4 separate regions of the Mus musculus genome follow, and all the other regions are linked to region 4. A link is a loop called in an ENCODE intact Hi-C map of the cell type or tissue named here. Cell type or tissue: gastrocnemius. All regions are shown on one strand.

Evidence for each region. Hi-C counts contacts between places; a loop is a spot of excess contacts. Peaks named below come from ENCODE experiments on the same cell type or tissue, not always from the same donor. Only the 100,000 strongest peaks of a DNase experiment are listed, where the experiment ranks them.
Region 1: it touches region 4 in a loop (2.8-fold over the local background); 2 of 42 quality-filtered maps call a loop at or near these places.
Region 2: a loop joins it to region 4, with 2.0 times the contacts of the local background. A loop is called at or near these places in 12 of 42 quality-filtered maps.
Region 3: it touches region 4 in a loop (10-fold over the local background); 31 of 42 quality-filtered maps call a loop at or near these places.

Annotation. Positions count from the first base shown.
Region 1 is chr11:79,110,977-79,118,976 of GRCm38, reverse strand. All of the region lies in intron 1 of Ksr1 (kinase suppressor of ras 1), which reads left to right. Among named protein-coding and RNA genes, the nearest start is that of Ksr1, 31 kb to the left of the region's middle. In gastrocnemius, a CTCF peak has its summit at 5,840 (motif pointing right); DNase peaks (open chromatin) are centred at 2,003, 3,139, 3,719 and 5,759; H3K4me3 peaks cover 981 bases; H3K27ac peaks cover 2,798 bases.
Region 2 is chr11:79,142,245-79,150,244 of GRCm38, reverse strand. It overlaps Ksr1 (kinase suppressor of ras 1), which reads left to right and starts at 3,772. Exons shown (of 19, transcript NM_013571.3): 1 at 3,772-4,190. The coding sequence starts at 3,966. In gastrocnemius, a CTCF peak has its summit at 3,826; DNase peaks (open chromatin) are centred at 1,259, 3,722, 4,162 and 5,297; H3K4me3 peaks cover 2,960 bases; H3K27ac peaks cover 2,879 bases.
Region 3 is chr11:78,963,935-78,971,934 of GRCm38, reverse strand. It overlaps Lgals9 (lectin, galactose binding, soluble 9), which reads left to right. Exons shown (of 10, transcript NM_001159301.1): 4 at 508-618; 5 at 3,902-3,937; 6 at 4,441-4,491; 7 at 5,017-5,058; 8 at 5,849-5,937; 9 at 6,081-6,243. Among named protein-coding and RNA genes, the nearest start is that of Lgals9, 17 kb to the left of the region's middle. In gastrocnemius, a CTCF peak has its summit at 4,390 (motif pointing left); DNase peaks (open chromatin) are centred at 576 and 4,378; H3K27ac peaks cover 862 bases.
Region 4 is chr11:79,210,897-79,218,896 of GRCm38, reverse strand. No RefSeq gene overlaps it. Among named protein-coding and RNA genes, the nearest start is that of Gm30470, 9.8 kb to the left of the region's middle. In gastrocnemius, a CTCF peak has its summit at 611 (motif pointing right); a DNase peak (open chromatin) is centred at 4,757; H3K27ac peaks cover 2,323 bases.

The sequences.
Region 1 (8,000 bases), 100 kb after region 4:
TCTTCTGCTTTTCTTTGCCTTTCTGAAGAGGGACATGTGTGGGAGGGCTGGTGAAGGGTGCAGGCCAGGGGAGTGGGTCAAGGGTGCGCCCAGGGCAGCTGCTTTTGAGGTGAGCATCTCCTCATGTGCTTTCCCTTTGTGCTCTCTCGTTTGTCCTCCTTTTGTTCTTTTTCCCCTTTATTGGCTCTGTAGACACACATCCCTGGCAGCCCGGCTACTCCTGCCACCCCCACCCCTTCCTCTCTGTTCTGTGTGTAGACGATGCCCATTGTGAAACTCTAGCTGCGGAGCTCAGGTGAGGGGCCAGCGAGTCAGCGTGACAACTCTGTTTCTCCCTCTGGAAGAGGGCTGGTTGTTTATCATGTGATACACCAGGCACACAACACAGTAATACTGCCTAAGTGTGAGCAAATATTAATGCCTTTTAAGTGACCTGGGTGATAGATAGTCTCTGTGATAGACTGTGACAGACTAGCTCATCATATATGATGGAAAACAAAGTTTGAGAAATGAAATGAAAACGTTTTGCCCCCATCATTAAAAACACGTGTGAGGGCTGTTGAGATGGCTCATCTAGTTAAGACACTAGCCACCATGCGTGCCAACGCGGCTTCAGTCCTTGGAACTTACATGGTGGAAGCAGAGAATTGACTCTTATAAGTTTTCCTCTAGCATTCTCTGTATGCACTGTCACACACACACACACACACACACACACACACACACACACACACACACACACACACACAATGAAACACAGGTAATGACAAAACTCAAAAACTAAAAGTACAGGTGACAATAGCCAGAGTCCCTTGAGGGCTCCCCAAAACCCCTTCTCTCCTAAGTGAGTGAGTGCTGATCATACTGGCCTGCAACTCACTGTCGTTGAGGATAGCCTTGAATTTCCAACCCTTGTGCCCCCACCTCCCGAGTGCGACGATTACAGCTATACATCACTGTGACTGGGCTCTGCAGTGCCTGGGATGGAACTCCGGACTTTGTGCCTGCTAGGCAGGCACTGTACCAACTGAGCTTCGTCTCCAGCCTTTTGTTTGTTTATTTCTGAAACAAGTTCTCTCCATGTAGCCCTGGATGTCTGGAATGCTCCATGTAGAATAGGCTGGCCTCGAACTCAAGAGATTTTCCTGCCTCAGCTACCCAACTGCTGGCATTCTGGTATCTACAACCACCAGCCCTGGCTCAGATTTTCAGTGTAACCAAGGATGTTCTTGAATTTTTTTTTAAATCTTCTTGTGTCTATCTCCAAATATAAGGATTAGAAGCAGGAGCCACCATGCCCGGTCCCAGCTGTTTTTTAACTCTTGGTTTTTAGAGGTTCTGGGATTGAACCTTGAGCCTCAGAAATCCTAAACAAGCATATTGCTGTTGAGACGGGGTCTGTCAAGTTGTTCTTACTTTTCCAAGCGTCCATAACCCCCCTGCTACCAGCTCCCCAGCTGTGGCCAGCGCCCCAGCACTGGGGTTGCAGGTCTGTGCCACCAGCCTGGTTTCTTTGTTTTTCTAGATTTTGAGCCAGGCTCAGTTTAGCTGGAAATATAGGCATGTGCCACTGTGCCTGGCCCAGTCCTGTCTCACAGAGCATTTGTGCATTTGTTGCTCCTATGTGGGCCTGCATATAAACTGTACACAGATCGCTCTCATGTGCCCACTTTGGTGGGAAGATGAAATGGAAGTTGACCTTTTTCTCTTTCTCCCTCACTCGGCCCATAGAAGGCTGGCACTTTGGGAAATTTTACTTTCTGGTTGGTGTTTTCCTCCCACTAAAAAGAGAAAAAGAAGTAAAAGGTTGGGTGTTGTTTTAGCCTCGAGAGGGTGGTGGGTTTCCCCGGGTGGTGCGGGTCTTTGCTGAAGAGCCATCGCAGACTCTCTCGTGTCGTTGAGATGGTCCTGCCTGCCGAGAGCCAAGGCTCCGTGCCCCTGTCCTGCCCTGCCTTGCCCTTGGCAGGCTGCTCTGTGGGCTGCGCTCTGCTCACCATCTGTCAAGGAAGCAGTTGCTAAGCTGTTAGCGTGCCTCCCTGCCATGTCTAATTTAGCAGGGCTCCCTCCTCTCAATAGGCCTCCGCTGGGGCTGTGGGATCACCCTTTAATTATTTACTGGGGTCAGCCACCTGATGGGACTCCTTTGCCCACAGACAGACGGTGCTGACAAGCAGTTAAGTTGTACGTGGGGAGGAGGGAATCGCCTGGGAGGGTGTGAGCATCAGCTAGGAGTGGGTGGCTTCAAAATAGAAATGCATGAAGCATCTCAGAAGGTAATTTTACACTCGGATCTTCTAGAGGCTGTGGTTCCTGGTGAGCCCTGATGCAGGCAGCAGCCAGCACAGGTCAGACTGGCCTTCCTGACAGCCTTGTTCAGCTCACCTTCGCCTTGCTCTGCAGCTGGTGTCTGCCCACCGGAGCCAGCACCTATTCCTCTAGGGAAGATGGGGAATCTGATGGCAAGGTTTTTTCTCGAGAGTCATAAGCCTTTGACTTCCCTTTCTCTGGGCACAGTTCTTGACACTTCTGAATCAGGGCATTTTGGGGGTTCTTCACAGTTTTAGAAAATTTGAATGGTAGACATGTTTACTGTTGCAGCAAGACAGCCATGGGCTAGGTAAAGTCCAGAATCCAAGACCAGTATGCAGACCTGGCTGTGAAATTTTGGCTTGGTATGATCAGTAGGGGCGGGGGGTGAGGGAGGTGGGGGCAGATTTCAAGCCATGGTATCTCATCTACAAGGAAGGGCTAAGGATTTGGGAAATATGTTTAAATTCCTGACAGGTGCTCATTACGTGGTATTGGCCAAAGGACTTGGCTTTTGAAACTGCTTTTTGTCTTTGCTGGATAGTGTATTTCATGTCGGGAGGGAAATGGGAGTTGACCTTGCTTTAAGGATACCACTCAGTTGAAAGCATCCGTGTGGAATTTGCCAACCTTGCCTAACCCCTCATCATTTTAGTTCCAATTAGCACTCTGCACAGTCGACTGTGTGTGGTGTACCCGACGCCCTGATCTTAGGGCCTCAGGAAACACTATGAACAGATAGGCACCATTGTCTGTTGCCCTTTAAAAATGACAAAGTTGAGAGTCTTCGTGAACTACCCGGTTGTGTCTAAGGCCACTGGGTCACAGCGGGTGGTCAAGCTAGGACTGGAGCCTCAGCTGCCAACTCTTACTCTCTACTTCTTACGTCCTTTTAAAGACATGGTTTGAGATAGGGGCAGGGATCCAGTTCTGTGGCTATGGCTGGGAATATTTGGCCCCCACAGGAAATCATGCTCTGGAACTATTTAGTCCAGTAGGTTTCCTCAGCCACCCTGACTGTCAGCTCCACATGGTGCCTATTCTTGCCCGTCCTGCCAGGCTCATGTGTACCATATAATTCTGTGCCTCCCCCCTTCTTCCTTCTCTCTTTCTCTTTCTTTCTTAAAAAAAAATCAAACTAAAAGAGCTGGCTTCATTTTTATGGTTATAGCTCATAAATGCAAATGAAATTGCATTTGGTTTGGTTTGTTGAGCTAGGGTCTCACTATGTAGCCCTGGCTGTCCTGGTACTCACTATTTTGATAAGGCTGGCCTCAAACTCAAGGAGTCCGGGATTAAAGGCGAGGGCTACCACACCTGGACAAAACTGCACTTAGCGTTTTGATTTTCTGCGTATGAGTGTTTTCTTTTCCTGCATGTATATATGTCCATGCCAGGTGCCCGTGGGGGTCCTTCCCCTGGAACTGGAATTGCAGATGGTTGTGGACCACCATGTGGGTGTTGGAACACTCGAACTCCAAGAACAGCCAGTGCTTTTAACTACTAAGCTATCTCTCCAGCCTGCCAAGCTGTACTTTTAAATTCAATTTCTCCCCACCAAGCTCTTCTCTTTGCTAGGAAGTAGGGTGCGGGAAGGGATTCTTCTTGTGACACCTGCAAACATCCAGGTGCAGAACTTTGATCTAGTGAAATAGGACACGGGATACAACACAGATACAGAGCCCCTGGTGGCTTATCCATCTGGCCAGGTCATGCCAGGCTGGGTGGGGACCATCCTAGGACAAATTCGAGATGCTGTCATCGGAGGCCTGGTTTTCATGGGCATGTGGTCTCCTGTGGGTGACCTCATTTCAGGAGCAACCCCCAGGTCATCGTCCCAGGAGGAGGAGAGCCCCATCATTGGCATCATGGGAACACCTCCCAGGGAGGACCAGAGAGACTGGGAGGAAGTGGGACCGGGGTGGCTGCAGGAGGAGGAGCAAGGACAGGCTGGGGGTGTCTTGTCCGCTGTGGGCCTGCTAGCCATCCATACCTTTCACCTTGCCTTTTATCTTTCCCACTCTCGGATGGAGTGTGTCTCTGTCACAGACGGAGTGCCATGGGTAAGTTAGGTATGGAAGGAGTCACAGTAAAACCCAGCATGTCACTCTGTCAGGCTGTTGCTCCTTAGTTCCAGGATCCCATTTTTTTTCTGTCTTGTTCTTCAGAAGTGACCTTGAAATACCTGAAACCCAGTGAAATGTGCTCTTGCTTTGCCCTTCTAACGATGCCGGTTTCCCCTTGCAAGTTGGATTTAAATAACTCTTCCTTCTGTGTTGTCATGTGCTTAAAGAACAGCATCATAAAAAAAAAATCCCAACCCTAAACTTTAATTAAGGGGTATGTCAAGGAGGGAGGGGACTCGGGGAGGAAATAATGGGCCCCGCATGAGTGCAGTCGCACTGGTGACACTCGCTAGCAGAGCTGAAGGATTTGCCTGCTGCTGGGAAGCAGAAGCAAGACAGACTCAGCTCAGCTCAGCTCAGCTCAGCTCAGCTCAGCTCAGCTCAGCTCAGCTCAGCTCAGTGGGCTTCTGTTGTCCAGCTTATTCCCCTTAAGAGACCCATGGCTATGTGGTCTGCAGGTCATTCACTCTGTCTGCTTCTGTGTCTGGAGAGAACGTTAGGGGTCCTGAGGCCCTTTGGTTGTGTCCCATCTTCCTGGAACAGTTGTCATCCACATGGACTCTGTGTGTGTGTGTGTGTGTGTGTGTGTGTGTGTGTGTGTGTGTGTGAGAGAGAGAGAGAGAGAGAAAGAGAGAGAGAGAGAGAGAGAGAGAGAGTGCCAGCCAGCATGCCACAGAGTAGGTGTGGAGATCAGAGGACTTTCCAGGATCAAATTCAGGTTTCAGGCTCCATGGCAAGTACCTTTCCCCACTGAGCCATTTTGCCAGCCCCGACATGGGACTTCGATGGCTGCTGTGGTTTGGAGCAGAGGCCCCTCCCTGGACATGCTAGGGATCTATGTCTGACAGGGAGCGAGGAAAGTAGAGGAAGGATAAGGGGGAGAAAGCTCAGTTAATAAGTTGTTTGATGTCTGGGCACAAAGACCCAAGTTCCATCTCCAGTACCCACAAAAAAAAAAAAAAAAAAAAAAAAAGCTGGGTGTGGTAGATGGCTGTTCCCATCTCAGTATTGGAGAGGCAGAGACAGGAGGATCCCTCCACTCACAGACCAGCAAACTTAGCTTACTTGGCAGGCTCCAGACAGTGAGAAACTTGTCTTAAAGACATGGTGGATGCCCCCCCTCAGACCCCACTCCCCGAGCAAGGACACCTAAGGTTGACCATCTGGCCCCTACACGCCCCCACTTGAATACACACTCAGACACAAATGCACAAATCCAGAGAGCTTGAGGAGCAGTGAGGGAGGCCATCTAAGGAGTTTAAGCAAAAGACTTGAACTTGAGGGCAAAGCTACCGCGCAGATTTTGTGCAAGGACTGTGTAGTAGTTCCTGCAGTGGGGGTGTGGGGTCCCAGCGGTGTGCGGAGCCTGGCAATCGAAGCCAGTGGCTTTCTGGGCATGGGAAGGAACAGCAGGTGGCAGTAACTGGGAAGCTTGAAGTCTATCCTAGTCATAAAAAGTGAAAGAGACAACTTACCCACTGTCACATGCCTGGCCAATGTCCTTAAATGGACGAGGGGACTGAGCCCCGCTGTTTCTGACTCCAGCAGAGCTCATGTTTTCCTGGAGACAGCTGAGGAACTGATATCGGCATTCCAGAGACATGAAAGAACAGGTCTTTTAATTTACATTCAAAAGTAATAACAAGAGGAAGAGGTTTCTGGCACTTGTACAGCTTAAAAAAAAAAATCCTTGACGGAGCCGTTTTCTGAGTCGGGTTGGCAGCCCCGTCTGAGCCCTGATGGCCATGTCTGAACCATTGGGTGGTGTCACAGGCCCTCCAGGAAACTGATTTTGGACCCTGGCCTCTGACTCAGTGCGGTCTGCTGGGTGACTCCCTGTGCCCGGTAGGCGGCTGTGTCCCTGCCCAGCCCATAAGCAGGTGCCCCAGGTGATCCCATTCCCGCCCAGCAGCCCAAGTGAGAGGCTGATAAGATATCTCAGTGGGCATAGCCGGGTAAGTCGGGCAGCTGGGGTGGGGGCGAGGGTGGGGCAGATGAGCAGCCATTGGACGGAGGCCCCGGTGTTCAGAGCGGGAATGATTTGTGCACAAGGCTGAGGTTTTTACCTGCGGAGCCTGGGAAAGGCATCTGAGAAGTTGGGTGTCTCTTAGAAACCGTGTCTGCCCGGAAATGTATGTTTCAGTCAGAGGGGACATGGTGGGGCAAGGAGTGCCATGTGCAGTAACTGTCTCACTTCCTTGTCCCCCTGCCCACTCCATGCCCTTCTTGCCAGAATGCCTTTGTGTGACACTCTGCCTGTGTCTGTGGATTTCTGCAGGAATAAGAAATAAGAGTAGTGGGTAGCCTGGCCCAGGACTCCAGGGTTATCGGGGTACCTGCTCCCATGATGCCTTAGACCTAGCTCTTAGTCTCCCTGTGACACAGTCCTCTCATGAGCCTTGGTACGTGCATATGGGCCACCAGAGGGAGGCCTGGTGATCTTTTCCAGTGTTTCTTCTAGTTTCAAAATCCTGAGAACAGTGTCATCTGGTGAGCTGTCCCCACTCAGTAACACATGACTGCCAACCGGGTATTTCAGTCACTGAGTCCGGGGCACAGGGTGAAGCCTCAGTGGAACCAGAGTTCATGTCAGTCCACAGTTGGGTGGCACTGACCAGGCACAGATATTTGCTTCAAAGCTGGGGGTCAGGGGGAATTGTTAGGGTTGTATGAATGGGTGTGTGTGTGTGTGTGTGTGTGTGTGTGTGTGTGTGTGTGTGGTGTGTTTGGATGTCAGCCATAGGTGTTGTTGCTCAGGAACCAGCCACCCTTTCTGTTGATGTAGGTCTCTAAGTGGGACCTGGGCCTTGCTGATTTGGCTAGACTGGCTGACCAGCAAGCCCCAAGGATTTTCCTGTCTACCTTTCTAAAGCTGGGGTTACAAGCATTCGCCACCAATGTACCTGACTTTTCACCTGGGTGCTATGGTCTGGACTTAGGTCCAAATTCGGGAATGTGGGCACTTTACAGACTGAGCTATCCCTCCAGCCTCTGGATTTTTATTTTTTCTTTGAGGCAGGGTTTCTCTGTGTAGCCTTGATTGTCCTGGAACTCACTCTGTAGAGCAGACTGGCCTTGAACTTTTTTATTCTTCCTCTTCCTTCTCCTCTTTTCTGCTTCTTCATATCCCTCTTTCCTTCTCTCTTCTTTCTTTTCTTCCTTCTTTCCTTCCTTCTTCCCTTCCCTTCCCTTCCCTTCCCTTCCCTTCCCTTCCCTTCCCTTCCCTTCCCTTCCCTTCCCTTCCCTTCCCTTCCCTTCTTCTCCCCTTCCCTTCCCTTCTTCTCCCCTTCCCTTCCCTTCTTCTCCCCTTCCCTCCTTCTCCCCTTCCCTTCCCTTCTTCTCCCCTTCCCTTCCCTTCCCTTCTTCTCCCCTTCCCTTCCCTTCCCTTCCCTTCCCTTCCCTTCCCTTCCCTTCCCTTCCCTTCCCTTCCCTTCCCTTCCCTTCCCTTCTTCTCCCCTTCCCTCCCCTCCCCTCCCCTTCTCTTCCCTTCCCTCCCCTCCCCTCCCCTCCTTCTCCCCTTCCTCCCCCTCCCTCTTTCTTTCTTTCTTTCTTTCTTTCTTTCTTTCT
Region 2 (8,000 bases), 69 kb after region 4:
GACAGAGTCACCTATTTTCTTTTCAAACAAGAACGTAGGGGAGATGACTCAGAAAGTAAAAGCAGTTACTACCAAGCCTGGTGACCTAGTTCAGTCCCTAGACCAGAGCTGTCCTCTGATCTGTTCTCTCTCCCTCCCTCCCTCCCACAATATTAATTATCTCTATAAAATATATATTATGTAAACATATATTGGCTTTCTTTTTTTGTGTGTGTGCTTAGAGAGCTGTGCTTGTTTGTTTGAGACACGATCTAATGTAGTCCAGGCTGGTTACAGAACTCTAAAACTGGCCGTAAACAGATTCTCCCGCCTGGGCCACTACACCTTGCTTCTTGGTGGCATTTTTCCCTTCATACCCCCTCCCCCAGGTTTTTACATTGTGCATGTCTAAATGTGTCACGCCATCCATCTGGAGCACAGAGGACAACTTTTGGGAGTATGTTCTCTCCTTCCACCACGTGAGTCTCAGGGATTGCCCTCAGATCTTCGGGCTTGGCAGCCCACTGGGCCATCTTGCCCGCCCCCCATGGCATTTCTAAGAGGCTTCCAGGTGATGTGTTATCATTGCTCTTGTGCCATATTAGGAGTGATACAGGCTTAGAGACAATTCCCAGCTTCCTTCCTGTGCCCTGCTTTATCTAGCCCTGTCCAGTTTCCCTGTACCATCTCCATCTGCTCTTTCTTATCACACTGTGGCGATGTGAGTCTTCCTTCTCTTCCTGCAGTATGTCAAGTTCCTGCCTCTAGGCCTTTGCACATGGCCCCTGCTTGGAATGGCCCTTTCCTGGGGAACCGCGTGCATAGGTGGCTTCATTTTCTCATTCAGATCTCTGCTCAGCCCAGTGTGGTGCACACACTTGTGTCATCCTCTCGCTTGGGAGGCAGAGGCAGGAGGATCAGGAGATCAAGGTCACACCCTAGGCTATATAGTGAGTGCTCCAAAAACAAAACAAAACAAAACAAAACTGGCCAACCTCATTTCTGTGATCAGAGACCTTCTTTGGACACTTCTTTTTCTTCCTTTATAGCACCCAACACTCTCTGAATTTACTGTTGGTGTGTGTGTGTGTTCAGTTTAGATTTATTTTTATTTTTACATATGTTTGTGTGTGTCTGTGTGAATGTATGCCTATAACACACGTTGTCAGCTGCCCAAAGAGAGCAGCCAAGAGATTGGCGTTTGTTTAGCTTCCAGCTCTTCTGCTGCCACCATGGTGGCATGGATAGACATGAGTGCCACAGGCCGCAGGCCAACAAGGGGTCTGTGCCAGGATTTGGGGCCAGAATATGGTCCCAAGAGCTTGAGAGGTGTCTCAGTTAGTAAAGTGCTTGCCATGCAAGCCTAAGGACCTAAATTTGATGCTCTAACACCCATGTCAAAGGTGGGCCAGCAAGACATGTCTGTGATTCCTGGGGCTTCTTAGCCAACTAGTCGAGCAGAACTGACAACCTCCAGGTTCAGTGAGAGACCCTGCCTCAAAACAACAAGGTGGAGAGAGATTGAGAAGTCCACGGACCTTCTGCACTGTGGCTTCTCAAAGCATGCTGTCTACAGTTGCAGCATCAGTACCCCCTAAGAACTTGCTAGAGATGCAAATCTCAAGACCCAGGCTTGGATTTATGGATCAGGAAACTACAGGCTTTGGGTCTCTCATTCTAGGATGAAGGAGCCCTCCCCTTGACTGTGACACTGTTCAAGCTTGAAAACCACCATTGCAGTTTTATTTCAAGGTAGTTGCTTCTCGTATACAGGGTCTGGAGTGGGGCTGTGGTAACAGAAAGGGCTGGGAACATGTAAGTACACCAGAGGGGTCTTGTTCACAGAGTGGGGATTGTTGTATCTTCATAATCCTTTGAGACAGGGTCCCACTAGATAGGTTAGGTCGGTCTCAAGTAAAGAATTCTCCTGCCTCAGCCTGTAAAGTGCTGGGATTAATGTGAGCTCCCACACCTACCTGTATCAGTAATTCTTTTTTTTTTTTTTTTTTAAAGATTTATTTATTTACTTATTATATGTAAGTACACTGTAGCTGTCTTCAGAAACCCCAGAAGAGGGCATCAGATTTCATTACGGATGGTTGTGAGCCACCATGTGGTTGCTGGGATTTGAACTCGGGACCTTCGGAAGAGCAGTCGGAGCTCTTAACCACTGAGCCATCTCGCCAGCCCCAGTAATTCTTTTTGTTTAGCTCTGTTCGATTAATTTTGTTTTATGGGTCTGAGTGTTTTGCCTGCATGCATGTATGTGTAGCCATGTGACTACTTGGTGCTCACAGAGGTTAGAAGGCATCAGAATCCCTAGAACTGGAGTTACAAATGGCTGTGATCCATCACACGGATGCAGGGCACAGAACTCCTCATCCTTTGCAGGAGCGAGCGCTCCTAACTGCTGAGCTATCTGTCTAACCCAACACTGTTTTTGAGGCAAGACCTCACTATATATGTAGCCCAAGCTGGTCTTGAATTCACTATTTGACCAGATTGGTCTTGAACTCACAGAGATCCTCCTGCCTCTGCCTCTGGAGTGCTGGGATTAAAAGTGTGTACACTTGACTTCAGTTTTTACTTCTTTTTTCGAGACAGGGTTTCTCTGTGTAGCCCTGGCTGTCTTGGAACTTGCTCTGTAGACCAGGCTGGCCTGGAACTCACAGAGATTCTCCTGCCTCTGCTTCCAGAGTGCCACTGCCACCTGGCTCATTTTCACTTCATTTTTATTGCTAGAACATGTGAGGTGGACTGATGGGAGAGGAGAATGAGCAGGTGTGGTAAAGCTTAAATTAGGGCAGACTGGGAAACACCACTGCTAAGACCACTGACTGCTGAGGCTCAGGGTCTCATCTAGATAGTGTGAAGTTAGAAAGGAGCTAGCATGTATACTTGATCGCACATGCCAGCAGTTAATATGGGTGCTGTTAGAAACATAACTTTTTTAAAGAAACCCTCTAGACTAGATGGCTATGACTACCCTATTTGATGTGAAGGGGAAACTTGGGCACTCAGAGGAAAGCTATTTGTCCAAGTTCACATACTGGGTAGACCCAGGTTCTCTCTGGCTCGAAACTCTTAGAACTGTTCAACAAATTAATATTTTGCCCATGTGGCATCTACAGGGTATGGGGGGCACTAAATTTATTTTGTTGAGTAAATAGAACACAGAAGAAAGTCCTTTCTCCTTGCCTGCACAGTAACTTTGGTGTGACAATTCAGGGTCAAGCTCTATGTGAACACAAACACAGCCTCGTCGGGTGTTGTGAGATTTTGATGAAGGTGGGTGTTTCTTTTTCTTTTCTTTTGATAGTGTTGGGGAATCAAACCTAGGGCTTTGTGTTTGCCTGGCAAATGTTCTGCCGCTGAGCTACACTTTTAGCGCATTCCCATACATGGTAACCCCTAAACTCATACAAAAATTTTAGGACCCTCAATATCCTACAAGACAGGGGTTATCTGGGTCTGAGCCATCAGCCCCTTCCCCACCCCATTCGCCAGTCTCGGAAAGCTACTGATGTGTGTGCGCTTGCGTGTGTGAGAAGGGTGTAGTAGTGGGAGATGGGGGTAAAGGAATCAAACTCCCTAGACCACGACGCGCACGAATTGGAGCAGGCGCAGAGCAGCCCCTTCTAGACGTCAGGCGGGGCCGAAGTGCGGGCGGGGCCCCGAGGGCGCGGGCCAGAAAGCAGATGCGATGCGCGGACTACAAGTCCCAGAATGCGTCGCGGCCCCGATCCGGCCCCCGCTGTCGCTTAAAGGCTCCAACAACCACAGCCGTCGGGTAGTGGAGGCTTTCGCTTTGCCGCCGCGTCTGGGCGGGAGGAGGAGCGGACTGGGCAGCAGGCTTTCGGGACTGCAGGCTTAGGCGGCGCCAAGGGGCGCTCCTAGTGCAGCCTTCCTGGCTCGGGGCTTTCCTGCCGAGGCGCCCGTGTCCCCGGGCTCCTCGCCTCGGCCCCCAGCGGCCCCGATGCCGAGGCATGGATAGAGCGGCGTTGCGCGCGGCAGCGATGGGCGAGAAAAAGGAGGGCGGCGGCGGGGGCGCCGCGGCGGACGGGGGCGCAGGGGCCGCCGTCAGCCGGGCGCTGCAGCAGTGCGGCCAGCTGCAGAAGCTCATCGATATCTCCATCGGCAGTCTGCGCGGGCTGCGCACCAAGTGCTCAGTGTCTAACGACCTCACACAGCAGGAGATCCGGACCCTAGAGGTAAGGGGCCGTTGCGCCCCACGTCCGGACCCGGCGGTGGCCCGGGAGCCGCCCCACTGCTTTCCTTCCCGAGTTGCATCCTGCAGCGGGGTTGCTGGCTGGAGTCTTCCTCCCTTTCCCGAGCTCTCTGATGCGGCAGCGTGAGGACCTACGACCAGCTCTCACTTTGGAAGAATTTAGGGGAGGGGGGTGTTAGCGTGGAACTGGATCGAGTCTCGAAGACCAGCGTGCCGAGTAGGATGCACAGGGCACCCCACTGCAAACCCCTTTCCGCCTTCACCCTATTTCCAGTGCCCACAGTAGTCATTGTCCCACTGAATCACGCGCCGGTCTTTTCTCCGTGTGCTTTAAGTCCGGTAGCGTGGGCTGGGGCGATGTGGGGGACGTCCCTTGAAGTGTGAGCGTCGATCGATCGGTGGCACTGACTTTCCCCTCACTCCCCACTCTCCTTGTTGTCCGTTTCTTTCCTTTCCACCAGGTCTCTGCCGCTTTTCAAAAAGTGTTTGCTGAAACAGCATTTTTGCTGTTCAGGCGTTGGGGTGCTTGTCTTTGGAGATGTCACAGCGGTTCACTGCTTAAAATGAAATTACCCTTTGACTTCCCTACTCCACCCCAAACACTGAGCTTTGGCCTAGGAAGGATTATACTGGGGAAGGGAACCTTTGGTAAGAACAGGCTACTTAAGGGGGTTGCTGACAGAGATAACCTGGAGTGCAATGAGGAAACAAGATGTGTGAGCTCTCTTCTCTCAAATTATACAGTTGGGAAGTGCAGCATTAAAACGATTTGGAAGAACCAGCCAGAAAGGTGGTTGGCATTTCAGAAGGGGACGCTCCCCCACCCCCTTACACATTGGGGGGGAAACTAGTGCCTTCCCAACTTGCTTTTGCCCAGAGACTGGAAGACCTTTGAAAGTGAAGGGGTTATTTAGTAACTCTTTCCCTAAGAAGGGCCTTTCCCTGGCATTGCCACATTTGGTTTCTGTAGGTCTGAGGATGTCTTGTTAGATACATAATACCCTTTCTCTCTCCTCTCTCTCTCTCTCTCTCTCTCTCTCTCTCTCTCACACACACACACACACACACACACACACAATTGCTAATTGCATCTGCCAGCTGTCCTAGAGCCAGCTGATGATTGCTGTAATTATTACAAGACCAGCCCTCCCTCCTCTCGCACCACAAGCCTGAATCCTTGTTTGATCCAAAATGCTCAGGGTGACTCTCCCTTAGTTGTATTTTCATAAAAGCCATGAAGCCAGGGACATTGGGAGACTCCAAACAGTGCTGGCTATTATTATTGTTTTTTTGTTACAGTTGCTATAGCAGGACTGACCTGGGGTTTGCCTTAAAAACAAACCAACAAAACCCTGCACTGGGAGTCTCTGCATGTGGATTTCTTGAACACAGCTGAGTGTGTGTGTCCAGCAAAGTTCACTTTTTAGGCTGATACAATAGGAGGCCTGTGTGTCATAGTTCTGGGCTCGTTGTCCTGCCATGTATATCTGTTGAGTTGCTATGTTGTTGGGCTGTTGAATGTTCTGGGTTGGCCTTTGTAGTTCCTCCCCAGGTCCCTTTGAGGTGCTCCTGGGTCCCTGGTTGTATGTAGAATGGCTTATTCTTTATTCTCTGCAAATTCTCTTTGTCCTCTGAGATTGCACATCTTGACAAAGTTGTGACATCAGATACCCCAGAGTCTCCAGCTGTTCAGGCCTCTGAGCTGGTTAGGCAGTAGCCTCCCTACTGGGTGCATTTTGAGGTCATCTCTTGTGGCTTCTGAAGGCCCAAGGGCCATTTGCAGTGTGAACAAGACACATGCCCTGTTCTTTGCAATGCATTTGAAAGATCCTTCTGGTCCCTGAAAAGACAGGACTTTGGATGCCATTTTGGATGGGAGTTTGACCTTGGAGCTGGTTCCTTAGGCTTATTACCAGCTAGTTTGGGTGAATCACTTCATCTCCAGGGCCTTCGCTTCCCCATGTGATCTGTAAGAGGTTGGAGTGGTTCCCTTCACTCTGTTTCTGAAAAGCTCTGCCGTCTTGTGGTTAAATGATGGGGGAGGGGGCTGGGCAGGCGGGACTGGATGAGGACTCTGTTGGGTTAAGTTAATGTGTCTACTGTCTGTGCAGATGTCCCTGTTTAAGAACAGCACTGGACAGGTTATGTAGGAGATGCTTTTATTACTGTGAGAATCTTGACCATAGAAGTGCAAGGGAATGGGAAGCCCCCAGGGCTTTGTAATGGTCCCGTTTCTGTCTAGATGACCTGGTGGCAAGCCGGATAACTTCTACTCTCGAGCTTCCCCACCTGCCTGGAAAGTGTGAACAGAGTGCTTTTACCTGTGGTGTTTGGTGGAGGCTGTGTCTGCCTAGAAACGGTCCCTGGATGGGGGCCTGGTGACATTCGTGCACACACAGGGCACCTTTAGAAGAAGTACATAGAACTAATTTCCTCCAGGTGATGACACAGGACAGGAAGCCATCCCAGAGGTCTGTTCTAGGGCAGCCCACTCTAGCAGCATGTAGAAGGGCAACTAACTCAGGCCAGTCTGAGGAGGCCAGAAGAGGGAGTCAGAAGCTCTGGAACTGGAGTTACAGGTTGTTACCTGCCGTGTGGGTGTTAAGAAGTGAACTTGAGTCCTTTGCCTGAGCAGAAAATTCTCTTAACTGTTTGCTGTGCCATCTGTCCAGCCACACACACACACACACACACACACACACACACACACACACACTATGTATAATTATCTATATGACCTTGAGACAGGGTTTCATTATGTAGCCCTGGCTGAACTCAGCACATAGATTAGTCTGGTTTTGAACTCATGGCTATTCTCCTGTTTCTGTCTCTTGGGTCTTAGGATTACAGGTGTCTGGCTGGAGAGTTTGGCTTATACACCTATATCAGACTTCTGTTCTCTCAAGAGGCACAGGACACTTTGGCCCTTCTTAGCTAAACTCGGTGGGAGTGGTAGCTCATGGGATGTTCCTTGCAGGACCCTGCCCAGGGGCAGGCTTGCTTGAGAAGATCCCAGGTCATGACGGTATGCTGTCTACTGATGGCTTTGCTCTGTGGAACAGCTCCACTGGCGTGAAAAGGGTGTTAAAGGAGGTGAGAAGTACAGCTCGCTGGGAGAACAGTGGCCTTGTCTACTTAAGGCTCTGCAGTTCAAATCTCCAATAGTGCGTGTGAAAGGGGGAAAAGGGGCCAAGGCTTACTGTTCACTTCCTACCTGCCCAGCAGTGTGCTAGTCTCTTTTCAATCTCTTAGGAGTCACTGGAGCCCCACCAAGTTCATCAAACACTTTGCCTGTTTAAATGGAAAGCACAGAAGGCACAACCCGAACTCAGTGTATCGGGATGAAGTTGCAGGTCTGTGTCATTGGGTAGGATCTGGCGGTCTCTGGCAGGCTCTCTAGAGCTCTGACTACTACACGAGGCAAGCAGGGATGTTGTCACTCTCCAGCTGCGCTCATCGAGGGACACCTGGCCTGCTATACAGCTGGGTCTGCTGGTCCCATCTGTGCACTGGAGAGACAACGGTGTGCAGAAGCAGGTGCCCACATCCCCTCATGTTCGTTCACTTTCTTGGCACTCTGTCATCTCTTCTCTCTTGCCATCTTGTTAGCACCGCCCAGAAACGGGCTCCATCTTGGCTTGGTGTCTTGTACGGGTTGCGGGGTCGCTAAAGGGCTCATGAGGCCTTCCTGGGGGAAAGGATAACAGAAACCGTCGTGGGTACAGTCTCTGCATTTGGCCACTTCCCTGAGCAGAGCTACCCTGGAGGCTTTGCTTGGGAAGGAAGAGACACT
Region 3 (8,000 bases), 250 kb after region 4:
TTAACAACTTAAAAACAAAATTAACTGATATGAACCAAGTTTGAAAAGATAAACCTAGGGGCTGGAGAGATGGCTCAGTGGTTAAGAGCACTGACTGCTCTTGCAGAGGCCGAGGGGTTCAGTTCCCTGCACCCACACGGCAGTTCACAACCGTCTGTAAGTCCAGTTCTAAGGGATTCAACATCCTCTTATGGTACGACAGGTATGCATGTGGTGCACATACATACATGCATGAAAAACACCTACACACATGAAGTAAAGTACTCTAAAAGTGTTCTAAAAAGCAACTATAAGCCTGGACTAAGTAAGTGAATGCCCGCAGGAAACAGGAGCCCAGAGGATAATGGGTCTGAGTGCAGTGGCTCACACACTCCGTCCTTGGCAGGCACTGCAGGTGATGTTCCCGCCTTGAAGAGCTGGATGTAAGATGCAGATCCTTATTTCTGAAAGGAAAGCTTGGGCGTGGCCTGGCCTGGCCCTCCTCCCACAGTGACTCTCTTCCCCCAGGTGATGGTGAACAAGAAATTCTTTGTGCAGTACCAACACCGCGTACCCTACCACCTCGTGGACACCATCGCTGTCTCCGGCTGCTTGAAGCTGTCCTTTATCACCTTCCAGGTCAGGAAAGGCTGGCACCTGTCCCAGGGTTAGAGGACAGTGACCAGTCGGGCTTGTGCCCACTCAATGGGGCACCAGCAAGCATCTTCCCCAGGTAGCTCTGGAGCTGCCCTGGTTTGCCAATTCGGTGTCTGTCTGCCTGATGTCTGTCTCTCTGTCCCTTTTGGCATTGGTTTCTCTGTGATGAACAATCTACCTTGGTGAAGATGCCAAAGCTTTTCCTTGTCTTTAGCTGTCTAGTGCATGACCAGAAAATTCTAAAAGGATTTTAGAATTCTAAATGGAATCCAAATCAGAGGGCACAGTGTGGCCCAGCCTGGGTCTGCTTGACTGCTGTATTAAAAACAAACAAACAAAACCAAAATCAAACCAAACACCAATCAACCAACAAACCAACAAAAACCCAAAAAAACTTTTGTGTGTGTATGTGGTTTTTTTGTTGTTTTGCTTCCTTTTCTTTTCTTTTCTTTTCTTTCCTTTCCTTTCCTTTCCTTTCCTTTCCTTTCCTTTCCTTTCCTTTCCTTTCCTTTCCTTTCCTTTTCGTGTGTGGCAAAATTTCACTGTGTAGCTCAGGCTGGCCTCTAATTTATGATTCTTCTGCTTCCACCTCTTGAGTACTGGGATTACAGATATATGGTACCAGGCTCAGCTCTGAAAACAAGTTCTTTATTTTGTGGCAGCGTCTCATGAACTTTTGCCAATCCTCCTGTCTCAGTTTCTCTCTCTCCAGTGTTGTGATTATAGATGCGTAACACCAGGCCTAGTTCTGATTTTTTAGCTCAGGCTGGCCTTGAAATCTGTGTAGCCCAGATTGGCTCTACAGTGTAATCCTCCTGCTTCCAGCCTCTTTAATGCTTGAGATTACAGACCACATTCATGTGTGTTTAAAGAGAGCAATTGAGACAGAGTTTTTCTATGCAGTCCTGGCTCTTTTGGGAACTGGCTATGTAGAGACCAGACTGGCCTTGAATTCTCAGAGTTCCTCCTGCCTCTGCTATCTGAGCGCTGGGATTAAAGGTGTGCACCGCCGCTACCTGGCTTGTTTTAGAATTTTTGATGTGGTGCCAAGATCTGAAAGTCCAGCTGGGCAGCATCTCGGGTCTGCGATTCCGATGGCAGAGGAGTTAGGAGTTCAAGGTCATCCTCTTTCTCTCCTACATAGTGAGTTTAAGACTAGCCTGGGCTACATGAGACTCTGCCACAAAAATACCAAATACAGAAAATAAGTAAGTAAATAAATAAATATCTAGAGATTCTGCGGGGGGGGTGGGGGGGGGAAACTGGCCCCTTTTCCTCTGGCCTCATGCTCACAGCTGCTGATTCTTGACCCTTCCTGCAGGAGCAGAAGCAGGACAGAGGGAGTAAAGGGGCACTGTGACCTTGCTCACGCCAACCTAACCCTTTCCTGGTGTCATTCCTCTGGGTCCGGAGCCAGCCCTTGCTTTTTGCCTGCCCTTGCTTTGGCAATGCCTCCTGTTTCTGTCACCCAGACATGCTTTTGTTTTAACAGAACTCTGCAGCCCCTGTCCAGCATGTCTTCTCCACAGTGCAGTTCTCTCAGCCAGTCCAGTTCCCACGGACCCCTAAGGGGCGCAAACAGAAAGTGAGTTAAGCGTTTGGCCTGGAGATTCAAAGAGGTAGAGCCCAGAGGCAGGTCCAACCAACAAGCTAGCCAGGGGCCTTCAGACCCCATCAAACCAAGCCAGGGTCCTCTGCATTCACCAGCTGCCCAGAATTGTGTCCCTTCTGGCTCTGTTCTTCTAAGTGCCCCTCTCTCTCCCTAAAGCCACTCGTGGGTCTAGCCTGTGGTAACTCCTCACATGTGTCAGCTGGGATGGTTCCTTTCACCGCTGCACAGTGACCTCACCCACCCACTATCTGCCTCACACTCGCCCACTGTAAAATCCTTTAGGGTTAGGGCCAAAAGTCTTTCTGAACAGAGCGCGAAGCCTGGAAGATGCCTATAATCTTCGTACTTTGGGGGCAGAACCAGGAAGGATCAGAAGTTCAAAATCACCTTCAGCTTGAACCATGTGAGACCCTGTCTAAACCAAACCAAACCAAACCAAACCAAACCAAACCAAGCCAAACCAGACAAAACAAAAACTACGCGATAAATAAACGCAAGCTAAAATTCCCCCATAAGGCACAACAGAGCACTGTCTAGTCTGGCTTCAGCTTACTTCCTACCTCCGCTCAGTCACACCACCTCTGCGGTTCACTCAAAGCCCTCGCTGGCCAGTTCTCTTTTGCACAGGCTAACCCATCTGTTCATCTCGCCCCTGACAAACTAACAATTACACTATAATTCTTTGTTTAAATAACACTCGACAAACTAACAATTACACTATAATTCTTGTTTAAATAACACTCAAGAGTTTTTTTCTGGCCCACCTTATGTTATGGTGGACTTGTCACTTGTTTGTGCTGTGTGGGACACAGCATCCTTTGCATGTGCACCTTCTTCAAGTTACCCACCTTCTCCATGCCCAGGAATCCTGGAAGACTGGCACCAGGGCTTGTTTGTTCATTTATGTATTTCCAGCTCCTTACTTGGTGCTGGCACGCAATAGAGACTCAGAACATGGATTTTTTTTTTTTTTTTTGAATAGTCAGGGAGAACAGGAAGCTAAAAACGGAGGGAGGGATATATGCTGGGATGGCGGTGGGATGTGGGTAGGGAGGAAAGGCCAGCAGCTCTGTGGTCACTCAGGCAGTTGCGGTTCATGATGGCCTGAAATGTCACTTGCCTTCTGCCATACTAACTCTAGGTCTGGCAGGGGATCTGGAAGCCATTGCAGGGTAGCCCAATGTTGACCCTGGCCTGGGAGGATATGGGACATGTAGATGCAATGTGACTTAGCTGGGTTCCCTTGGGATCTTCTTACTCAGTGCCTGGGCCAGCCAGGGCAAGTTGCTTAACCTTTCTGAGCCTCGGACCTCAGCAGGGGGATGGGAGTCAAGGACGCTGGCCTCCTTGGAAAGCACTGAAGCTGTGTGCTCAGTACCCAACAAAGCTAAATGCTAACCAAGTGGGGATCTGGGAGTGTGGCTCACACCTCTGTGGGCCCAGAGAAGCCATGTGGCCAGGCGGGTTGAGTCCTCTCTCAGGGGGCCAGGTACCCCCTCTGCATCCTTGAGAGGGTGAGAATTTAAGTGCTGTGCGGCAGGCTCAGGAAGGAGGTGATACTGACCACTAGGACAACACCTGAACTTTGAGGTCACCTCTCACCCCATGTGATCCCAGAGATAACCACCCTCCCCCTCCCTTGATCCTTTTCAGACTCAGAACTTTCGTCCTGCCCACCAGGCACCCATGGTAAGTCCTCCGCTTGTGTGTGTGTGTGTGTGTGTTTAGAACCTCTTCTTTATGGCTCCAGCATCCCTCATAAGGGCAGACAAGACAACACACACTCCTTACCCCCCAGGCCTCAGGGATATTGGTGGGAGGGGGCTGCAGGTGTGCTTGGCTGGCTCTGATCAAATAGAGAGAACAATGCTGGGGGTGAATTCTGTTGGTGGAGTAGAGTGTTTGAGTAGCGCACACAAATCCCTGAGTTTATCCTCAGTATCCCTCAACAATACATGGTGGTGGCACACAGCTGGATTCCAAGCACTGGCAAGGCTGGTGGGCATAACTCTAACCATAATCTATCTTCCGCTCCCCAGCCCTAGTGTATATGGGTGTCTGGGAGGGACTGTGGTGAAAGACCTGCCTGATTACAGTCCAAGCTTCAGGCTTACGGGTGGATATTATGCAGCGCCCTCTGGTGACAGGTAGTAGTCCTTGTAACGGTGAGAAACCATTTCTTTTTTTCCCAGGCTCAAACTACCATCCATATGGTTCACAGCACCCCTGGACAGATGTTCTCTGTAAGTCTAAAATTTTTGGTTACCTCACAGCCCTACCACTTTCCTTTAGTCAATGGCATAATTCCCTAGAGTCACAAAGTTGGAACCAAAGTACTTAGGACAGACATGGAGAAAGCTGGGGCTGGGCCCTCTGCTAAGAAGAACAGCCCAAACTCTCCTGGGGACAACAGACACTCAGAAGCAGTCTTTATAGGACTATAACTGGCAGGCATTCTGGTTCTCCAGTTGCCCAGGCTGGAGTGTGGTGGCCCCAGACCCTAGCTTGCTAACTAAGCTCAAACCCCCACCGAGTCACTACTGACAGCCAGTCTATCTGTCCTTCCCCTACACAGTGCAGGTGGGAGACCCTGAGTTGATGGGGATGCATGGGAAGTGGCTAAAAGACAAGGGACTGTCGTGGGCTCCAGGAAAAACGCCAGGAAGTTCTGTGTCTGCTGGTGTGACAGAGAAGAGGGACGGGAGGCTCCGAGGGCTGGCTGTTGAAGGTCCCTTGGAGTGTGTGTCACTCGTGTGTCTCTTCCACAGACTCCTGGAATCCCTCCTGTGGTGTACCCCACCCCAGCCTATGTAAGTGGTTTCCTGTGGAGCTCTGGAGCTTTGGCTCATGTTGGGCAGGGTGAGAGGTGAGGGCTTTGTGGGAGAGTTCTCTGACTGACATGACCAGTGAAGGTTCCTGCACCCAGGTAAACAGTTCAAGTATCTATCAGTAGACAGTTGGAAAAGAGCTTTCAACTTTAAAATGGCCCCTTCAGCATGAGCAAATTGTAGACCCGCCTTAGACACCATGACCAAGGCACCTTACAGAAGGAAGAGTTTAATTTGGGGCTTACAAGCTCATGACCATCACAGCAGGGAACCTGGCAGCAAAGAGGCAGGCACAACACCGAAGCAGTAGCTGAGAGCTCGCATTTTGTAGGAGGCCGGGGTTGAGGGGTAGAGGAGGCTGGGAATGGTACAGGTCATTTGAAACCTCAAAGCTTAAACCCCAGCGACACATTTTCTCCAACAAGACCACACCTCCCAATCCTTCACAAACAGTCCCATCAACAGGGGACCAACTATTTAAATATATGAGCCTCTGGATGGTGGAGGGAGGGGCATTCTCATTAAACCCCAACACCCCAACAAGACATTTGTGCCCCAACAATATTCCTCCTCATTATAGTTGAAATGTATTTTGGGAAACACAGGAAGGGTTCTTTTGTTTTGACACTTATTGAGTCAAGTAAAGGAAACTGGATTCCTTCCAGAAGATTCAGGACTCATGGGCCAGGCTTTAGAGTCCTTAGACACTGTGTCCCCTGCTGTTGCTGAATGAAGCCCAGCTGAAGATACTCTATTCTCACCCTCTCTACAGACCATACCTTTCTACACCCCCATTCCAAATGGGCTTTACCCGTCCAAGTCCATCATGATATCAGGCAATGTCTTGCCAGATGCTACGAGGTAAGACAACCCCCAGGGCTCCCACAACAGAGGCTCCCAGGGTTGTTCTGGTCAGCGTGGCTCTGAGCCACCTGGGATGATGGGTAGGGGCTGAGCCCAGAGCTCAGTAACTAAACGGGGTCTCTGTGAACTGTCCATTCCAGGTTCCATATCAACCTTCGCTGTGGAGGTGACATTGCTTTCCACCTGAACCCCCGTTTCAATGAGAATGCTGTTGTCCGAAACACTCAGATCAACAACTCCTGGGGGCAGGAAGAGCGAAGTCTGCTTGGGAGGATGCCCTTCAGTCGAGGCCAGAGCTTCTCGGTAAGATGCTGGGGTGCAAGAGGAGGATGCAGGGGTCTGTGATGGGATACAGGCTGATGCCTGTGATGTGAGGGCTGCATCCCAAAGGAGAGAAAATGTTGTACAAATTGGTATTATTTCATGAGTACTGCCCCTGCTGAAGTAAAGGTTTGTATCTGCTATGTCCACTTCCCCCTGATCTGGGAACTGACAGACAGCCTTAGGCTAGGCAAGAACAGTAGCCTGAGTTAGTTAGTTAGTTAGTTTGTTTGTTTGTTTGTTTTAGGCAGGGATTCACTTTAGCCCAGGCTTACCTACAACTCACTCTGTAGGGTGTCTGCCCTTGAGCTCAGGTGATTCATCTACCTTGCTAGGATTACAGGCCTGAACCACCACACCCATTTCCCAGCCCTGCCTCCTTCTTTTCCTCCTCCTCCTCCTCCTCCTCCTCCATACTAGTAAGTCATGGCTGTCCTTTTTTTTTTTTTAAGATTAATTTATTTATTATATGTAAGTACACGGTAGCTGTCTTCAAACATGCCAGAAGAGGGCGTCAGATCTTATTACAAATGGTTGTGAGCCACCATGTGGTTGCTGGGATTTGAACTCAGGATCTTCAGAAGAACAGTCAGTGCTCTTAACCGATGAGCCATCTCTCCAGTCCCTTTTCCTTCTTCCTTTTCTTCCTTCCTTCTTTTCTTTCTTTCCTTCTATTTTGAGATGGGGGTCTTAAGAAGGTTAGTCTTGAACCCACTGTCTCAGCTTCCGGAATAGGGCAGCGTACAGCCCTGCACTATGGGGCTTAGCTGTTCCTGAGTTTTATAGAGGGGCAGATAAACTCACAAAGATGGGTCACGTGCATGAGGTCACACAGCCAGTTTTGTGCCAATCACAGCCAAGAGTGAACTGCCATTCACTCGTTGGCTTATGCAGTCATGTGTTACCAAGGAGGAAGAGCTGGCATTGAGCTGCGGCTGGAAGCCTGATACCCCAAGTAGGCCTTATCCACCCTGGTTAAAACATCAAATTACCCAGTGAGCTTAAATGAGAAAAATCAATGCTGAGACCCTGCCCCTGGGCCAATGTGCAGCCATCATTTGGAAATGTAATGACAACACTCTCTGCCACAAGACTTAGAGCATGGGGCTCTAGGTCATAAAGCAAGCTTGCATTTCGCTATTGTTATTGAGACACATACATAGCCCAGGCTTGTCTCACACTTACTTCATATTCAAGGCTGGCCTTGAACTCCTGATCCTCCTGCCTCTCAAGTGCAGTAATTAATTACAGACATGTAGCACGCCTGGCTTTTTTTTTTTTTAATTTATGAGTGTTTTTCAGCATGGATTTATACCATGTGCATGCATGCCTGAGGCCCTCAGAAGTCAGAAGAAGGCATCAGATCCCCTGGAGCTAGAGTTACAGACAGTTGTGAGCTGCCATGTGGGTGCTAGGAAATGAACCCAGGTCCTCTGCAAGAGCAGCCAGTGCTCTTAGCTGCTGAGCCATCTCTCCAGCCTCCTGAACTTGGACTTTAGTTTAGTGACAACACAGACCTAATAAATAAAACAGAATCTCATAGAGTAAAAGGGTGGGGTGTGGCGGGGTCTGCGGCACACTTTGGATAGATAGTGCTCACATCCAGTGTGAGGTGAGTGTTAGCCTGGTCCTCACACAGTTCAAGATGAGTGTTAGCGGTGGCCCTGGGTCACAAAGCTTTAACTTGGTTGTGTCAGTTGTCTCGTTGAAAATGACTTGGTGGAGACCAGGCCCAAAAC
Region 4 (8,000 bases):
TACAAGGTCTGTCTTTAGACTCACTGTCTAGCCCAGGCTTTGAACTTGTGATTGTCTGTCCTCAGCCTTTCCAGTACTGATGTTAGCAGCATGGGTCAGGACTCTCAGCCTAGTATGTATGTATGTATGTATGTATGTAAAGATTTTATTATATATATATATATATATATATATATATATATATATATATATATGCACTGTAGCTGTCTTCAGACACACCAGAAGAGGGCATTAGATCCCATTACAGATGGTTGTGAGCCACCATGTGGTTGCTGGGAATTGAACTCAGGACCTCTGGGACAGCAGTCAGTGCTCTTAACTTCTGAGCCATCTCTCCAGCCCCTCAGCCTAGTTTTTAAAAATTAAAAAAAAAATGTTATTTAGCCTTTAATTTCAGCACTCAGGAGGCAGAGGCAGGTGGATTTTTGTGAATTTGAGGTTAGCTTGGTTTTCAGAGTAAGTTCCAGAACAGTCAAGGCTACACTGAGAGACCTTGTCTGGAAAAAAGAAAACAATAAATAAATAAATAAATAAATAAATAAATATTCATATTTTATGTGTATAAGTGTTTTGCTTGCAAGCATGTATGTGTACCATGTGCATGCAGTGTCCTCAGAGGCCAGAAGAGGGCATCCGATTTTTGGAACTGGAGTTACATGTGGTTGTGACTCACCATGTGCTGAGAACCAACTCCAGGTCCTTTGTAAGAGCAGCAAGTGCTCCTAACTTCTGAATCATCTCCCAGCCCTATTCAACAACAACAACAACAACAACAACAACAACAACAACAACAACATTTCTCAAAACAGCATCTCATTAGGACTTCCAGGGTGACCTTCAATTCTCAATCCTCCTGCCTCAGTTCCCCAGGTGGAAAGCTTGGATTACAGCTGGATTAAACTTTTTGGAAGCCTCTCCTGATGTTTTCCACTGTAGCCACCACATTTCTTTGTCTCTGCCCACAGGCTCAAGAGTTCCGATTTTTTATGGCTTTCCTTTTTTTTTCAGAAAGTGTCTTTAGGTTTGTTTATGTGCATGAGTGTTCTGCCCGAGTGTTATGTGTGTGCACCGTGTCTTCCTGGGGCTCTGCCTCCGCTGCTGGGCTTCTGGTTGTGTGTCGCTACTCTCAGCTTTAATTCTCCATTATTTTCTTAAGAAATATTAATTTGTATGTGTATGTATATGTGCCTGAGCGTATGTATGCACATAGTGTGTGCCTGGTTACCAGGGAGGTCCCAGGGAGGTCAGAAGAGCCACCAGCTCTCTCTGGAACTGGGTCTCCTGACCTGTGGTCACAGCTGAGTGCAGCCATGTGGGTGCTGGGACCAAAACAGTGCTCTTAATCCCTGAGCCATCTCTCCAGCCTCAAATCTCTCTCTTTTTATTTTATTTATTTAACCAATACTTGTTTCTTTCAAAGCACAGGAAAGGACATCTCAGCTTCCATTGTGTGTGTTGCTTCTCATTTCCCAAGTGAATAATAGACCTTACTGCACCTCTTATCTCAGGGTCTTATGGCTTGCAGGTCAGAGGACAAGTTAATGGGGTTGGGCGGCTCCTCCCACCTTATGGTTTCCAGGGATCAAACTCTGGTTGTTAAGCCATTCAAAGCGTAGGTACAGATGTGCCCGAGGCTGTTTGCGCATGCTCACCGGCCATTTATGTACTTTCCCTGGATAAATGTTGAGTTTTGAATCAGCCTATTTGATTTTGTTGCTGTTACCGAGTTATGAGCAGTTCAGAATATTGGTGCCTGATCAGAAAAACAATTTTCGGGTATTTTTTTTTTCCTGGTCTGTGACTTGCCTTTTCACTGTTGCTGGTGTCTTTTGAAACGAAATAACTTCAAGGGTCCCTGGGTGAGGGGGCGGGGTTTCACCACAAGGTAGTGGCCCTGAATACACAGGAGTGCGGCAGGCTCATTTGTGGGATACTAGCTCATCTTTGTGAGAAATTGCCACCAAGGCAGAGCTTGAGATAGCCCTTTTATACCGTTTCAGGTTCTTTGTCTCCTTATAGGGTGGCTTGTGTTCTGATTGACTTTTTTGTTTGTTTTTGTTTTGTTTTGTTTTTCGGGGTTTTTGTTTTGTTTTGTTTTGGGTGTTTTTTGGTTTTTCGAGACAGGGTTTCTCTGTATAGCCCTGGCTGTCCTGTAACTCATTTTGTAGACCAGGCTGGCCTTGAACTCAGAAATCCACCTGCCTCTGCCTCCCAAGTGCTGGGATTAAAGGCGTGCGCCACCGCCGCCCTGCCTGATTGGCTTATTTTAAACTACTAGACAGTATAGCTGCAAAGGGAGAAGGAGGGGGAGGAAGAGGCTTGCTGCAGAGATTTGAAGCTGCACAGACTGTCAGCAGCACTGTTCCCTGCTTCTTCCCCTCTACTCTGGGTGGGGGTGGGGGCTGCCACGAGAGAGCTGACACTTGTAGGAAGTGGGGTGCAGTGTAGATAATTTTGGTCCAAGGATTTAGGAGCAGTCCCCATCTGTTTGGAGTGATTCTGGCCCATGGTCTGGATTGGCTGAGCCCACATACCACCCTCCTTCAATACATAGATAACTTATTCCTTTGTGAGGCCACAGGGGAGGGCACCCCTGAGGGACCGCTTCCCTAAGCCCCCTTAATGTCTTAGCCACCAGAGTCTCTTGGGGAAAAGCACGAGAGAAGGGAAATATAGTCTGAGTTCTGGAAGAATCTGGAGTATTCTAAATTTCAAACTATAAAATATAAACCAACAGAGAGCCTTCCTATCCCAGGCTAGACCAGCACCCCAGCTGATAGGATACCTTCCTAGCTCAGACTAGACTGGCACTCCAGCAGATAGGATACCTTAGTAAGTAATCCCTACTCAGTGGCTCAGATAGACCGGATGTTTGAGATCCACAGTGGTCATGGAACTCCTGACCCCTGAGGCACACAGCAGACCTTGGGACAGCCTCTCAAGAGTTTATACCCCCTTGATTTCAGGAGGATACTTAATTTTAATTAAAAGAGACAGTTACGGTTGCCAGATAGAATGAAGTTCCAGGCTGTTCTCCTGGAAGTTCCTGAAGTGGCACATTAAAGCCCAGCTCTCTCTCAACCCTGCTGCTCTCCTCCCTGAAGAGGCAGGCCTTGAGCACTTCTGCTGCCAACTATGCAGGCTATGCAGCGTCTATGCAGGCCAGCTCCTAAGGATCACTCTCTGCAGAGTTCCAATGTCCAGTTGTTTAGGGCTGGGAATTCATTTGTTCAGGATGGAATCAGAAGATTGGGATATGCTGTGAAGACAGTTTGAGACTGAAATCCCTTCTGGCTGACACTGAAACCCCCTGAACTCAGCTCAGACAAGAGCTCTGAAGCCCAGCAGAGGAAAAAGCATAAAGATCTGTGTGGACTCGGAATATGCATACTGGGTACTGTGTGCACAGGGGGCCATCTGGGGAAGGGAGGGGACTGGTGACAGCCTCAGGGACGCCTATCAAAATCCTAAGGAGATCTGGACTGATTAGATGCAGCTCTGTTCCCTGAGTCATCGTGGCCCCGCACTGCTGAGACCACCAGAGGGGAGAAGATCCCACAATGCTCTCTTGTCCCATGGGAAACTTACCATTAGTGTTCAGGAGACACTTGGTAGACTCACCCACGTGACAGGGTTGTGGGCTGGAATGAGTAGGACAAGACAGACAAGACAGATGTCTTCTGGGAGAATCATCACCTAAGGGACTGGAGGACTCTAGGCACCCCTTTGGCAGGCCCAGACATGTTCATATGTGAAAATAATTTCTGCTCTTCTCTTTCCAGTGGGATATTTCCTGGTGGGTCCATTACTTCTTCTCCAATTGCCCACTGGCCATGACTCTCTAGCAGACCCAGTTCCACTGGTGACTGTCTCAATTCTGGCTCAAAGGAACAACAGAGGAAAGGCCCTCCAGGAAGTAGAGACCTACTGAGGGAACTCAACACACACACCTGAGACATGAGGGGCAACTCGAGTGGGCCACCTTGGAAGGTCACATGGAAAGCCCTTCTTGTCTGAGATAGAACATAAAGTTATCTTATTTTTTCAGGACAAAGGGATGACTACTTAACGAAGGAACATTCAGGACTTAAGGAACGGACAACTGGTTTGGAACAGACTTTCCAACTTCAAATTGTGGGCCTGCTGTCAGACATCTTAATCCAGATGGGACCAGAGCTATTTTGAGGTCGAAGGCCAACTCTCCTAAATCCCCGGGCAAGGACTACAGAGATCTTTACTACTGAGGGAACACTTTCCTTCTGGAAAATAGACTCCATAGCTGGAAATAGCACGACCCATGTTTACACTGCCCATGTTCCCTGGCGAGTGTTGGGGTGTTCTTACAGTTTGTGTCTTATGCTAAGGGCCTTACAGGAGTTCTCAGGAAGTCTAGCTAAGGTTTTTAGGAAGTTCAATGGATGTGGGAAAGATGATATGGGCGCCCTGGGCTGTCCTCTGTCCCATTCTCTTCCAACAACCCAAGGTTCAGCCCGTCCCACCCCTATTGCCTCCCTCGGAGGGTTCCCTTGCTGGTCCAGGGTGCAGAGGGTACTGAAGGCTGTCCTGGGCCCACATTCCTCTCACTTCCCGCCATTGTCCCTAGTTCCTGTATCCTTATCTCGACACTCTCCCCAGGCCGCCCCCAGCTGCGAAGAGTGGTGACTCATTTCCTTTCTTTCTAGTGACTTAATCCTGCCCCAGCAGTGACATGCCCTTCTGGCATCGCTGGGACTCGGAGCGTGGCACGGCTCTCCGGGGCCGGCAGGGGGCGCCAAAGCCTGCAGTGTGAGGGAACGGCCACAATCTGGGCTGGGAAATCCAAGACCTGAGGTGTATGGGACAGGGACAGTGCATTGCACATCCTGCCCAGAGGGGCTAGGAAATCACAGCTCCGCACTGCAAGGAATAATTTCATCTTCTACTCCGGCCTCTTCCTCCTGTGGTGTTCCCAACACTGTTTGCAGACACATTTCCTAAATAGTGATCACTGTGGGTCCTGCAACAGGGTTGTTCCAGAAATACTAGCCTGGGCCCTCACCAGGAAGAAGAGGATCCCACAGTTATAGATGGCCTACCTGACCCACGCCGGCCCTCTAGGCTCCCCTTTTCCTTCCCTCCCAGGTTCCAGAGAACAACAGACTTGCCTCGGTCTGGAAATCTCAGCTATTTCCCAAGAGCCACCCCGGGAGTATGAAGTAACAATAAGGCCACACAGTAGGTTTCAAGCCACACTGATCCCGTGGTTGGACTCCTCACCTCCCTGCACTCCACGAATTATGAATACAAAAGACTTGTCCTGGTATCTGAGGCAGCCAGAAAGACTTGGAAAACGAAGGGGACACAGGAAAGGGAAACCAGCCCTTCATTGAAGACTCTAAAGAACAGGAAGGAGCGGTGCAACCCTTTAATCCCAGGCAGAGGCAGTCCGAACTCTGTGAGTTCGAGTCCAGCCTGATCTACACAGTGAGTTCCAGGATAGTCAAGGCTACACAGAGAAACCCTGTCTCAAAAAAAAAAACAAACAAACAAACAAAAAAAAACCCCCACAGCAACCAATAGTTGGATGAGGTAAAAAATTCCAGGACGATTTACAACATGTGTTCCCATAGAGATTTTTTTTAATATTAGCATTTAATTAACCCCCTGGGTGGCTTCAAGCCACCAGAGCACAGGTACCTCCAACATCCTTTATCTTCTCTTCAGCTCTTCTGCCGAGGAATTTGGCCTTCATGATGACAGCTGCCTAGGGAGCTTTCCCTTTCCTAGAACAAGTTGCCGGATTGATTGGACACCACATACGGGAGCAGCTGCTGTCTTGTTTGTTTGTTTGTTTTGTAGCATTGACCCATGTCTGCTCACTGACCAGCACCCACAATTTATCCAGGTTGGCGATTGGGCAGAAGCTATGAAACTTCTTGAAGTGGTCATGCCTCACACCAACTTTCCCAAAGTACCCTGGATGATGATATTTGTCAAAGTTGATCCTGTGGTGATTCGTGCCTCCAGCATCATCTGGGTGCTCGTGGTGCTTACATATGGGACCCTGACCGCTGTGGCTCACGTGGCTCCGGAATGTTTCCTGGTCTTCCTCAGGATGGCATGGCCGCAGAAGAAAGGAAAGATCGTAAAACAATGTGCATGTATATATATATATGTGCATATATATATATGTATATATATACACAAATATATGTATGTGTACACACACACACACACACACACACACATCTTAGTCAAGGTTTCTATTCCTGCACAAACATCATGACCAAGAAGCAAGTTGGGGAGGAGAGGGTTTATTCGGCTTACACTTCCATACTGCTGTTCATCTCCAAGGAAGTCAGGACTGGAACTCAAGCAGGTCAGGAAGCAGGAGCTGATGCAGAGGCCATGTTCCTTACTGGCCTGCTTCCCCTGGCTTGCTCATAGTGTTTCTTATAGAACCCAAGACACAATGGGCCCTCCCCTCCCCCCCATCACTAATTGAGAAAATGCCTTACAGCTGGATCTCATGGAGGCATTTCCTCAAGGGAGGCTCCTTTCCCTGTGATAACTCCAGCTTGTGTCAAGATGACACCCCAAACCAGCCAGTACTATATATATGTGTGTGTGTGTGTGCGTGTGTGTGTGTGTGTATATATATATATATATATATATATATATATATATATATATATAGTGGTGTGGAGCTGGGGCTGCTGACGTGATTCCACACAAGTTGGTTGCTGTGAGTCCTCCCCACTCATCTGAAAGTTGGGTGTCAGAGCAGTCTAGGTCAGAGTCAGTGTGAGGGACAAATGAGCTCAGCCATGGAAGGTGCTGCTAGTGGTGCCTGCACCCCTGAACATGCAACAGTTGCCCCTCAGAACTTGGGCTCCGTGAAGACAGGGCTCTATGTGTCTTCTGTGCATGGCCATATCTACGACATCTTCAGCAGAGTCAGAATTCAGTAAGTGTTTGTTGAGTGAATGCCTGAGCGTTAGCTGCTGCCACAACTGCCGAAGTTGATTTCACTCTAGATTTTAGGCCTGTCAGACTGGAGGGAAGATGCTCCAGAGTTCATTACCTAGGATACCGAAGTGGTGTGGATGGTGTTTTACTTAGGGATTCTATTACTGTGATTAAACACCACTGCCAAAGCAACTGGGGAGAGGGGTGACTTAGTTACTGTTCTGTTGCTGTGAGGAAACACTATGACCAAGCCATAGAAAAGAAAGTGTTTAACTGGGGCTTGATTCCAGTTTCAGAGGGTTAGTCCATGTTTGCCATGGTGGGAAGCAGGGCAGCAGGCAGCAGGCAGGCAGGCAGGCAGGCATTAGAGTGGTAGCTGAGTTTACATCTGATCTGGAGGTTGGAGGCAGAGAGACAGAGACAGAGACACAGAGAGAGACAGAGACTGGGCCTGGCATGGGCTTTTTGAGACAGCAAAGTCCATCCACAGTGACACACCTCCTCCAACAAGGCCATACCTCCTAATCCTTCCCAAACAGTTTCACTAACTGTGGATCAAGCCTTCAAACCTACGAGCCTGTGGGGGCCGTTCTCATTCAAACCATCACCCCAGGGAGGAAAGCATTTATCTTAACTTTCAAGACATTCATCACTGAGGGAAGCCAGCACAGGAGCCTGGAGGCAGGAACTGAGGCAGAGGCCGTGGAAGGATGCTGCTTACTGACTAGTGTGCTCCCCATGGCTTGCTTAGCCTGCTTCTTCACCTGCTAAGGGATTCTACATCAATCATTAATTAAAAGAAAATGTCCTACACACTTGCCTGCAGGCTAGTCTTATGAAGGAAGGCATTTTCTCAAATAAGATCTCCTCTTCCCAGATATTCCTAGGTTTGGGTCAAGTTGACAGAAATCAAGCAGGACACCTAGCATGCACAAAGCCCAGGGATTGATGGCCAGCGTTGTGTGAAGTGGGTGGTGGTGCACATCTGTAATCCCAGCCATCAGGAAGTGCAGGCAGGCGGCTCAGAAGTTCAAAGTGCTCCTGGAGAGAGC